Linked DNA regions of Homo sapiens: region 2 is linked to region 1. Evidence: chromatin contacts called from ENCODE Hi-C or POLR2A ChIA-PET data. All regions are on one chromosome and are shown on one strand. Each heading gives the region's core, a stretch centred on a gene start or an enhancer-like site at or near the end of the contact. The rest is flanking DNA. Distances are from core to core; before and after follow the strand shown.

Region 1 (5,316 bases), core at 1,572-4,071:
TTTTTACGGTCTCATCTCGGCCCAGTCGGTCAGGTGGGTGGCACTCGGCCTTTCTGAGGCTTCTCTCTCTAAACCATCCCTGAGCAGCAATTCAGAAGACAAGCTAGAAAGCCCTTTGATGGCATCACAGTGTCCCTTTAACCCCTGAGCACGCCCCAGTCCTCTGTAGCTGCCCACTCAGCACAGCCGTTCCTGGAGGCTGAGCGGCACGGGCCCTCGGGGCAGCTGCCCGGTGCCTGCCACCCACACATCTCTCCACCGGTCCTCTCCTTTCTCCTCACCTCACTTGTCTGCCAGGCCCTGCGTGTGGGCCCAGCCATCCCAGGCAGGACAGGCAGGGCTCTCCAGCTGCCTCACAGACTCACCGTCAGCCATGCGGGAGAAGAACCGCAGCACCCAGGCAGGTCTTTCTGGCTCTTTCCCCAAGGCCAGCAGGTCTTAGAAATCGTCAGACTTGCCAGATTCTCTGAGTAGGAAACGGAACCCTGGGGTCTCCCCACTCGGCCTCCTGGCCTATCTCTCCCTGAGCCTTGTGGAGGCTCAATGAAGGAAAAGCTCTTGCTGGGGATCTTGGCAGTGTCCCTCTCAGCTACCACAACAAGATTTCTTCTGTACGGGTCACTTCAAGCCACCTAAAACCCTGCGTAGAAAGGACTTCTTGGTTGGAGAGGTGCCCTCCCTGGGGCTGGCGGGGCTGCGTCTGCTGGGGCTGCTGGTGGTATCTTTTGCCGGAGTGTCTCTGAGACCCCTGGAGGCCCCAGCTGGTGAGTTTATCCACCAGGCTTAGGAGGCCTGTGGGCTCCACCCTCTCCGTCCCTGGAGGCTTCTCCAGCTACCGGGTGGAGAGATGTAGGCGGCATCTGTGGGGAGCATCGGGCAGCATGGGGTCCTGCCGAGGCACTTGTCTGCTGAGGGCATTCTGAGAAAGCCCCTCTGCCCCGAGCCCTAGCCTGGCGAATGAGCTGTCGGCCCCACCATGGAGCCCTGGGTGGCACAGGCCCATGAACCGGCCTCTTCCCCAGCTGAGCGACCTCCTTTGGTCACTGGCTCTCTGCCTGGAGAGTGAGTGGCCGGGCCATGTGCTCCAAGCAGAGGGGCCTCAGCAGGGCTCCCTGAGCCCAGAGAGATGGGATAGGTGGGCCTTTTGGGGCCTTGCCCATCAGAATCCCCAGGCCGGGGGACTGCTGGTGAGTGCAGCTGCGGCAGCTTTAGGGGACTCAGTCCTGGGGTTTTGTCCCCACTTCACAGCCACCACCCAAGAGTGGCGTGGCAGGCAGGAACCACAGCCTCATAGAGGGGGCAGGACCCTCTCACAGCCTTGCCTGGCAGCAGCTGCAGGGAGCCAGGTGTCACCCATGTAATGTCAGGTACTTGGCCTGGTTGCTCTTTCCCGTGGAGGTTCGCAGACAACCTTGCAAACGTGATTTTGATGGCTTCTCACCCTGGAGAGTGCTCATGTTATGCTTAAAATTTAGTGCCTAATTCGGATCACGAGGTCAGGAGATGGAGACCATCCTGGCTAACACGGTGAAACCCCGTCTCTACTAAAAATACAAAAAGTTAGCCGGGCGTGGTGGCGGGCGCCTGTAATCCCAGCTACTCGGGAGGCTGAGGCAGGAGAATGGCATGAACCCGGGAGGCGGAGCTTGCAGTGAGCCGAGATCGCACCACTGCACTCCAGCCTGGGCGACATAACAAGACTCCGTCTCAAAACAAAAGCAAACAAACAAACAAACAAAAAAATCGTAGTGCCTAATTTCAGAACCTGTGGTGTCGGGTGCCTGTGCTCCTGTGTGGGAAGACTCCTTCTAGCCAGGCAGGCCCTGGTGGCAATGGCGGCTCAGCTGACTCCAGGCCAGGGGCACACAGTGAGACCTGTGTTAGGGGCCTCTGACGTGCCTTTGGAGTTTGCTCTCATTCTGCCCTTGGTGGCTGTGACCCCGGCTGAGCTCCTGCAGCCCAGCTGGGCGTGTGTCCCCTGCTGGAAGAGGCCAGGGTGGCAGGTGGCATTGCAGTCTCTCACACCTCCCTCCTTGGGTAGTAGCTTGCTGTGGAGCACAGCCCCATTCCACACCCCAGCTCCCAAGGGGACACCCCCTGATAGCCCTGCATGGCCCAGGCCAGCTGGGGGGATTCTGGGGGCACTCCCGCTGTCCCAGGTGGAAGAGCCAGGCTGGGCACAGGGCTTGCCCTTTCTCCAAGGAGGTGGCAGAGGCCTCACAGCCACTGGTACTGTTCCTGAGCCTTTGACACTGAATGTGGGCTGTGGCTTTGCAAGAAGATGGCCAGCCCAGGAGACTGGCCATGGGGCAGCAGCTGTGTCTGCCCTGTGGTTTTTTGCTGGGAGGAGTCTGTCCCTGGACACTCAGGTGGTTTTCAGAGGCCTCTACCCAGCCTGCCCCTCCCGCATGTCTTTGGGGGATCTGTGAAGCGTGGCCCCCCTCCTCCCTGGTACTCTCACTGCTCCCGGAGCCCCTCCCCAGGGCCTTCGGGATCTGGCTGCTGCTGGCTTCTGTGCCGGGAGGCCAGGTACACAATTGTCTGGACAGGCTCTGGGGCCGCCGTGCACCTGCTGGCCGCTGCTCCTTTCCTAGCAAGGGTGGAGCCCCTGGTGGCTAACAGCAGAGAAGCCTGCTCAGTGCTCCTGGGTGCGTGGGGTGATACAGGGTCTCTGTAGGGAAGGTGAAGGCGTGGCTCCCACCGTGGGGAGTGCTGGCAGTGTGCCTATCGGATGGGGTGTAGGGCAGAAACATACAGCATACAAGCAGCAGCGCCCAGGCTGGCCGCGGGCTGAGCCAACTCAGCCATGGTGCTGGCAGCCCCCACACTGTGTGCTCGCTGCCAGCCTGGCCTGTGCCATTGCCCAGTGAGGTGGTGGCCTTGCCCTTCCTCGAGGAAGCAGGCACAGATGGCTTCGGTTTTCTGCCTGGGTCCTGTGGTGTGCAGGTCACAGAGCTGGGCTCACTCCTGGGCCTGTGTCCTGCTGCTCTCTGCCATCATCTTACCTCTGTCCTCAATGGGATCAGCCCCCGAGTCCAGCTCCACCCTAAACCCCCGGGGTTTCCGAGGCAGAGACCTAGGAATGTCCTCGGTGTTTTAGGAAAGCGACCCAGGCGGTTTCCCTTCTGAGAAGCCCGGGAGCTGTTTGCTCCGTGCGGTACCTGGGACCCAGGGACCCAGTGGGCGCTCAGCAGTTGGCTTCCCGAAGCCAGGCCTGAGCTGGCTGGACCCTGGGGGTGTGGAGTCCTGGGGAGAGGGGCCGACGGGGCTCAGAAAGGAAGCCCGTGAGTGACCGAGCAGGAAGCACTGAGCTTCCCGCACGTAGCATGAGTGCTGGGCGAAGGAGGCTGAGATGAGGGGCAGGGCTGCGTCCAGTGCCCGCCAGCACCCCGCAGTGCCAGCGCAGCCTCTGACTTGCCCAGGCCCAGCTGTGAGGTGTTAGGGCGGGCGGGTGCGGGCGAAGTGGCCATGCTCTGCCTGACTCACCCTGTGCTCTTCTTGAATCCCTCAGGGAATGTCAGTTCAATTCTGAGGGGAATCTTAGCCTGCAGCTGCCGGGGACCAGCTGACACTTCCTAGTAGTTTAAAGGGACAGCTCCATGTAAAACTCTCACCTACTGCCTTACCTTTTTGCTTTATGGAAGAGTTTCTCTAGCTGAGGCTGAATCAGGTGGATTATGCTTTGTAGGGGTCAGGGGTGGCGGAGCAGGGCGCCCCGCAATGCCACGTGACCTTGTCTCTCCCCTTGCCCTCCCTGCTCTTGGCCTTGCAGGACGCCAACAAGGAGAGCAGCAAGACCTCCAAGCCACACAAGGTGACCAAGGAGCACCGGGAGCGGCCCCGCAAAGACTCCGAGAGCAAGAGCTCCTCCAAGGAGCTGGAGCGTGAGCAGGCCAAAAGCTCCAAGGACACCTCGCGGAAGCTGGGCGAGGGCCGGCTGCCCAAGGAGGAGAAGGCGCCACCGCCCAAGGCTGCCTTCAAGGAACCCAAGATGGCCCTGAAAGAGACCAAGCTGGAAAGCACGTCCCCCAAGGGTGGGCCCCCACCCCCACCCCCACCCCCACCCCGGGCTTCCAGCAAGCGGCCGGCCACCGCCGACTCGCCAAAGCCCAGCGCCAAGAAGCAGAAGAAGAGCAGCTCGAAGGGGTCCCGGAGTGCTCCAGGCACCTCGCCCCGCACCTCCTCCTCCTCCTCCTTCTCGGACAAGAAGCCGGCCAAGGACAAGAGCAGCACCAGAGGGGAGAAGGTGAAGGCCGAGAGTGAGCCCCGGGAGGCCAAAAAGGCCCTGGAGGTGGAGGAGTCCAACTCAGAGGACGAGGCCTCCTTCAAGTCCGAGGTGAGTGAGTGCTGGGGGCAGGGCAGCCAGGTGCAGGCAGTGTGGTGGGACCCGCCTCCCTTCTGGAACAGCGGAAGGAGGTGGGATCTGAGCCAGGACCTCAGGTCTCACCAGCTGCTCCTCCCACTGGCTTCTTGTAACCTGGGGCCTCCACGCCTCACTAGGCTTCGGTTTCCCTGTCTGTCAGGTGATAAAGTCTGCCTCGTGAGGAGTCCCTCCTCGCCTCCTCGGTGGCATTTGTGGGTGGCTCTGGTAAAGCATGATGGTGTGGTCCTGAGGTTCTGAGCTCCCCTCCTCCAGCAGCCCCCTGCATGGGCCCGGGTCTTGGCCGCTCTGGTGCCAGTGGGCAAGCGTGTCTCATGGTTGCTCTGACCATGGCGTGGTCAGCCCGGCCTGGAGCTCTGCCAATAGGGCATCTGGGAGACTCACCCTTGTCTGGAGGTTAATGATGAGGGCTTCAGACAGCCCCTAGCCATGAGGAGCAACAGGTCCGTGCCCGGCTCCCTATTTAGGTGGCTGGTGGGGTCAAGAGCATCCCTCCTGCCCACACCCATCGCACACAGCTGTGACTTGGGGATACTCACATCTGGCCCCACCAGTGTCTGAGCTTGGAACGAGGACCCCTGTCAGGGACCGGCCTTGTCACCATGAGAGGCTGCTGGCTTGTCCCACAGCACAGCGTCCGGACATTCTCAGAGGACTGCATCAGACATGACTTGAGCCGCAAGAGCTGGTAGCCACCTCATGGTCTTGTGGCCAGACCCTGTTTGGGGCCTGGGACGGCGGTGGTGTCTTCCAGCGCTATTATCTGGCACTTGGCATTTAGACAACAGACACTGGGCCCGGTAAAAATGAATGAATGGATGGATGAGGGTTGGGCCATTTACCTCTGTTGCCAGCCCCAGCCCTCAGGGGCCTTTTGTGGGTCCGGCTTGCCCTCAAGGAAGCTTTGCCTCTGGGTTGCTGAGGCTTTGAAAAGC
Region 2 (5,316 bases), core at 978-3,477, 300 kb before region 1:
TGTGTCTGGCTCTCTCTGTCTCTGTCTCTGACTCTGTCTCTGGCTCTGTTATCTCTGTCTCTATGTCTCTGTCTCTGTGTCTCTCTCCCTGTCTCTGGCTCTTTTATCTATGTCTGTCTGTCTCTTTCTCTCTGTCTCTGACTCTCCCTATCTCTGGCTCTGTTATCTCTGTGTCTGTCTCTCTGTCTCTGACACTCTCTCCCTGTCTCTGGCTCTGCTATCTCTGTCTCTGTATCTCTCTTTGTCTCTGCCTCTCCCTGTCTCTGGCTCTTTTATCTATGTCTGTCTTGTGTCTCTTTCTCTCTGTCTCTGACTCTCCCTATCTCTGGCTCTGTTATCTCTGTGTCTGTCTCTGTCTCTGACACTCTCTCCCTGTCTCTGGCTCTGTTATCTCTGTCTCTGTCTCTCTGTCTCTGGCTCTGTTATCTCTGTCTCTGTATCTCTCTTTGTCTCTGCCTCTCCCTGTCTCTGGCTCTTTTATCTGTGTCAGTCTGTGTGTTTCTTTCTCTCTGTCTCTGACTCTCCCTATCTCTGGCTCCGTTATCTCTGTCTCTCTCCATCTCTGACTCCCTCTCTTTATGCATCTCTGTGTCTCTCCCTGTCTCTGTATGTCTCTGGCTCTCACTCTTTCTGTCTCTCTCCCTGTTTCTCTCTGTCTCTGATTCCCTCTGTCTCTCTCTGACTCTCTGTCTCTCCCTGTCTCTCTCCTTTTCCTTCTTTAGTCTCTCTTTGTCTCCTTCCCCTCCTCTCAGCACCCCCTAGCCCCCCATCACTAGGACTCCCCCGGGTTCCCCCACATCCAGCACTTCCTAAGAAGGGTCAGGCTTCAGCCAAGCCTCAACCACCCTCACTCCTGGAGCATCTGCCCCCTGATCCCCAACCCCCCAGTGGAACCCTGAGTGTCATGCTCAGCCCTCCTGGCCACCTTCCCCGGGACCCCTGGGCCTTCCCTGGCCTGCCCCCACCCACCCACTGGATGGTTCCCGGCAGGAGCCCCTCGGGACCCTACAAGCAGAAGCTCGGAGAGTCCAGGTGGAGAAATTCCCCTTGCAAGAAAGGGACAGTGTTGAGCGAGTTGGAGGAAACACATTTCCCATCTGCTCTGGCCTGCTGGAGGCGGCCAATCCGGGGCTGGGAGGATGGGCCAAGAAGCGGTGAAAACTTGGCCCCAAAAGAGGAAGCACTCCCAGATGGAGAGGGACGTGACCCGGGGAAAGCCCTTGGCTGGTGTTGAAGTCCTGGTCTGCCCAGACCAGTGTGGGTCCACAATGGCCAACTCCCTTCCCATCTCCCAGCCCCATGGGAGATGGGAGGGTAGACCACGCCTTTCATCCCTCTGCTAGCAGAAGTCAACAGCCCATAAAATAAAGGGACTTTTGTTTTGCTTTCAGATACAAGGTCTTGCTCTGTCGCCCAAGCTGGAGTGCAGTGGCACGATCATAGCCCACTGCAGCCTCCAATCCTGGGTTCAAGCCATCCTCCTGTCTTAGACTCCTGAATAGCTGGAACTACAGGCACATACCACCATGCCTACCAATTTTTTTTTTTAATTTTTTACTTTTTATAGAGACAGGGTCTTGCTATGTTGCTCAGCTGGTCTCAAACTCCTGGACTCAAGCAATGCTCCTGTCTTGGCCTCTCAGCACTGTGATGCCAGTCATGCGTTACCGTGCCCAGTCATAAGGTAGACTTCTCATTCAACAGAACAAGTATCTTCCAGGTCAGCACTGTGTCTGATCCTGTATTGGGCCTCCCTGGGGGATTGCAGAGAAAACAGTAATGTTACTGGCTAGTGTTGAAGGAGCATTACCAAATGCTAAACACTTCCTATATACGGTTTGGGTACTCCACGTGTGAGGCCCGACCCAGCAACAGGGCCACTATCAATTAGCTATGCAAATTCTAGCACCCCGCCTAAACCTCCGGAAACTCTCAGAGGGGGTGTCCTCCAGAAGATTCCGACGGCCCCGCAAGTTTGAGAATGCCACTTGTGCCCACGTTTTTCCTTCGCATCTGCTATTCCTCGGCCTGGAACATTCTTTCCCCAGAACCGCAACTGCCAGACACTTTCTCACCACTCATGTCTCCCTTTACACCATCCCTTCCGGGTCAAGATGACAAACTGAACCAGCCTCTGTTTTCACTGTCTCCTGAAACTTCACTGTAGTCACACTTGAGCAATTGTTCGTAAACCAAAAAAAAAAAATTACAAGCCAGCAGAACGGAAAGGTGAGTTTCCTTAGATTTCCACCACCCCTAAGACCTACTCGTTGGTGAATCCCCTCAACTATGAATAATGTGGTGGATGGCGGCTAAAATACAGAAGTTTGCCATAGATAAATTTGCAGAAGAAGGCCGGGCGCAGTGGCTCACGCCTGTAATCCCAGCACTCTGGGAGGCTGAGGCAGGTGGATCACCTGAGGTCAGGAGTTCAAGACCAGCCTGACTAACATGGTGAACCCCATCTCTACTAAAAATACTAAAATTAGCCAGGCGTGATGGCAGATGCCTATAATCCCAGTTACTCGGGAGGTTGAGGCAAGAGAATCCTTGAACCCGGGAGGCGGAGGTTGCAGTGAGCCGAGATCGTGCCACTGCACTCCAGCCTGGGTGACAAAGTGAGACTCTATCTCAAAAAAAAAAAAAAATTGCAGAAGGGACACCAACTCCTCTCCACTTTCCATAAGAGAGAATCAGAGAAGCAATTTTTTGTTTTAAGATAGGTTCTCAGCCCAGCATGGTGGCTCACGTCTGTAATCCCAGCACTTTGGGAGGCTGAGGCGGGTGGATCACTTAAGTTCAGGAGTTCAAAACCAGCCTGGGCAACATGGTGAAGCCCTGTCTCTACTAAAAAAAAAAAAACTACAAAAATTAGCTGGGCATGGTGGCACTAGCTTGTAGTTCCAGCTACTTGGGAGGCTGAGGCGGGAGGATCACTTGAATCTGGGAGGTGGAGGTCACAGTGAGCCAAGATTGTACCACTGCACTCCAGCCTGGGTGACAGAGCAAGACTCCGTCTCAAAAAAAAAAAAAATAGACAGCATCTCACTCTGTTGCCCAGGCTGGAGTGCAGTGGTGTCATCGTGGTTCATTGCAACCTCAAACTCCTGGGCTTAAGTGACTCTCCCACCTCAGACTCCCCAAAGTGCTGGGACTACAGGTATGAGCCACCTCACCTGGCCCTTTCTAAGTAATTTTTATTTTTTTGAGGCAGGATTTCACACTGTCACCGAGGCTGGAGTGCAGTGGGTAATGACAGCTTACAGCAACCTCAACCGCCAGGCTCAAGCAATCCTCTCACCTCAGCTTCCCCAGTAGCTAGGACTATAGGTGCGCACCACAATGCTCAGCTAATTTAGTATTATTTGAAGAGATGGGGTTTCACCATATTGCCCAGTCCACCTCCTTGGCTCAAGTGATCCGCTCATCTCGACCTCACAAAGTGCTGGGATTATAGGCGTGAGCTACCTCGGTGGGCTGCTGAGTCGCCAGGTCCTTTTTCATTCTTATTTTTTATTTTATTTTATTGCATTTTTTCCTAAGTGAATGCACACAGGATATTTTATTTTATATGTTAATTGAGACGGAGTCTCTCCATGTTGCCCTGGCTGGTCTCTAACTCCTGGGCTGAATGGGTCCTCCTGCCCTGGCCTCCGAAAGTACTGGGATTACAGGTGTGAGCCACGGCGTGCAGCCTTTTTTTTTTTTTTTTTTTTTTCCCTTAAGAGAAAGGAATGGCCGGGGCGGTGGCTCAAACCTGTAATCCCAGCACTTTGGGAGGCCAAGGCAGGTGGATCACAAGGTCAAGAGATCGAGACCATCCTGGCCAACATGGTGAAACCCGTCTCTACTAAAAATACAAAAAATTACATGGGCGTGGTGGTGCGCACTGTAGTCCCAGCCACTCGGGAGGCTGAAGCAGGAGAATCGCTGGAACCCAGGAGGCGGAGATTGCAGTAAGCCGAGATCACCCCACTGCACTCCAGCCTGGCGACAGAGCAAGACTCCGTTTCCAAAAAAAAAAAAAAAAAAAAAAAGCAGAAAGGAAAACGGGCTGGGCGCGGTGGCTCACACCTGTCATCCCAGCACTTTGGGAGGCGGAGGTGAGTGAATCACCTGAGGTTAGGAGTTCAAGACCAGCCTGGCCAACATGGTGAAACCCCGCCTCTACTAAAAATACAAAAAAAAGTTAGCCAGCATGGTGGCACATACCTGTAATCCCAGCTACTCAGGAGGCTGAGGCAGGAGAATTGCTTGAACCCGGGAGGCAGAGGTTGCAGTGAGCCAAGATCGCACCTTTGCACTCCAACCTGGGCGACAAGAGTGAAACTCCATCTCAAAAAAAAAGCAAAAAAAAAAAAAAAAAAAAAGAGAGAGAAAGGAAAATGGCAGGGTTTCTGGAAAGAGAAAAAAAAATGGCAGGTAGTGGGAAACAGGAGTGTTCATTGAACCTGGAATGTGAATGTTGAAATTAAGACACACACATGCCCTCAGCGCTTGCCTCTACTCCCTCCACATCCAGGATCCAGAAGATGCATAGGTAGAAGGTCGCTCTCCAAGGAAGCTGACCAACCAGGAATAAAGATTTTTTTTTTTCTTGAGACAGTTTTGCTCCGTCATCCAGGCCAGAGTGCAGTGGCACCATCTCGGCTCACTGCAACCTCTGCCTCCTTTTAGTAGAGACAAGGTTTCTCCATGTTGGCCAGGCTGGTCTTGAACTCCTAACCTCAAGTGATCCACCCGCCTCAGCCTCCCAGAATGCTGGGATTACACACATGAGCCACTGCACCAGGCCAGGAATAAAGATTTAAAGATACTGATGTCGCTGAGCATGGTGCCTCATGCCTGTATTCCCAGCTACTCAAGAAGCTGAGGTGGGAGGACTGCTTGAGCCCAGGAGGTCAAGGCTGCAGTGAGGTATGATTGTACCACTGCACTCCAGCCTGGGCAACAGAGCGAGATCCTATCTTTAAAAAATAAATAAAATAAATAAAAAAAGGAAAAGAGAAAGAAATATAGCATAAAGGTTAAGAGCACTCTAGGCCGGGCGTGATGGCTCACGCGTGTAATCCCTACACATTGGGAGGCCGAGGCAGGAGGATCACTTAAGGCCAGGAGTTCGAGAGCAGCCTGGCCAACATGGTGAAACCCCGTCTCTACTAAAAATACAAAAATTAGATGGGTGTGGTGGTGCATGCCTGTAATCCCAGCTACTCGGGAGGCTGAGGCAGGAGAATCGCTTGAACCTGGGAGGCGGAGGTTGCAGTGAGCCGAGATCACACCACTGCTCGCCAGCCTGGGCAACAGAGCAAGGCT

Evidence for each region. A loop is a pair of places that touch in the nucleus more often than their neighbours do. ChIA-PET counts read pairs that join two places held with the same protein, here RNA polymerase II (POLR2A). Pooled maps may share reads with other maps.
Region 2: POLR2A ChIA-PET joins it to region 1 with 22 read pairs in PC-3. The contact joins two enhancer-like sites. A Hi-C loop is called at or near these places in 3 of 37 single-sample maps with no recorded cell type and 4 of 50 pooled maps. POLR2A ChIA-PET finds 5 or more read pairs at or near these places in 4 of 52 experiments (A549, HEK293, PC-3 and 1 more).

What each region holds. Positions count from the first base shown.
Region 1 is chr19:6,221,141-6,226,456 of GRCh38, reverse strand. MLLT1 (MLLT1 super elongation complex subunit) reads left to right here. Exons shown (of 12, transcript NM_005934.4): 6 at 3,773-4,336. Among named protein-coding and RNA genes, the nearest start is that of MLLT1, 56 kb to the left of the region's middle. Within about 2 kb of position 2,821, at least 9 of the 41 ENCODE cell types and tissues checked have a DNase peak (open chromatin) inside an H3K27ac peak, as active enhancers do.
Region 2 is chr19:6,524,827-6,530,142 of GRCh38, reverse strand. No RefSeq gene overlaps it. Among named protein-coding and RNA genes, the nearest start is that of TNFSF9, 3.5 kb to the left of the region's middle. RefSeq lists enhancers at 1,210-1,469, 1,900-2,129. Within about 2 kb of position 2,227, at least 2 of the 41 ENCODE cell types and tissues checked have a DNase peak (open chromatin) inside an H3K27ac peak, as active enhancers do.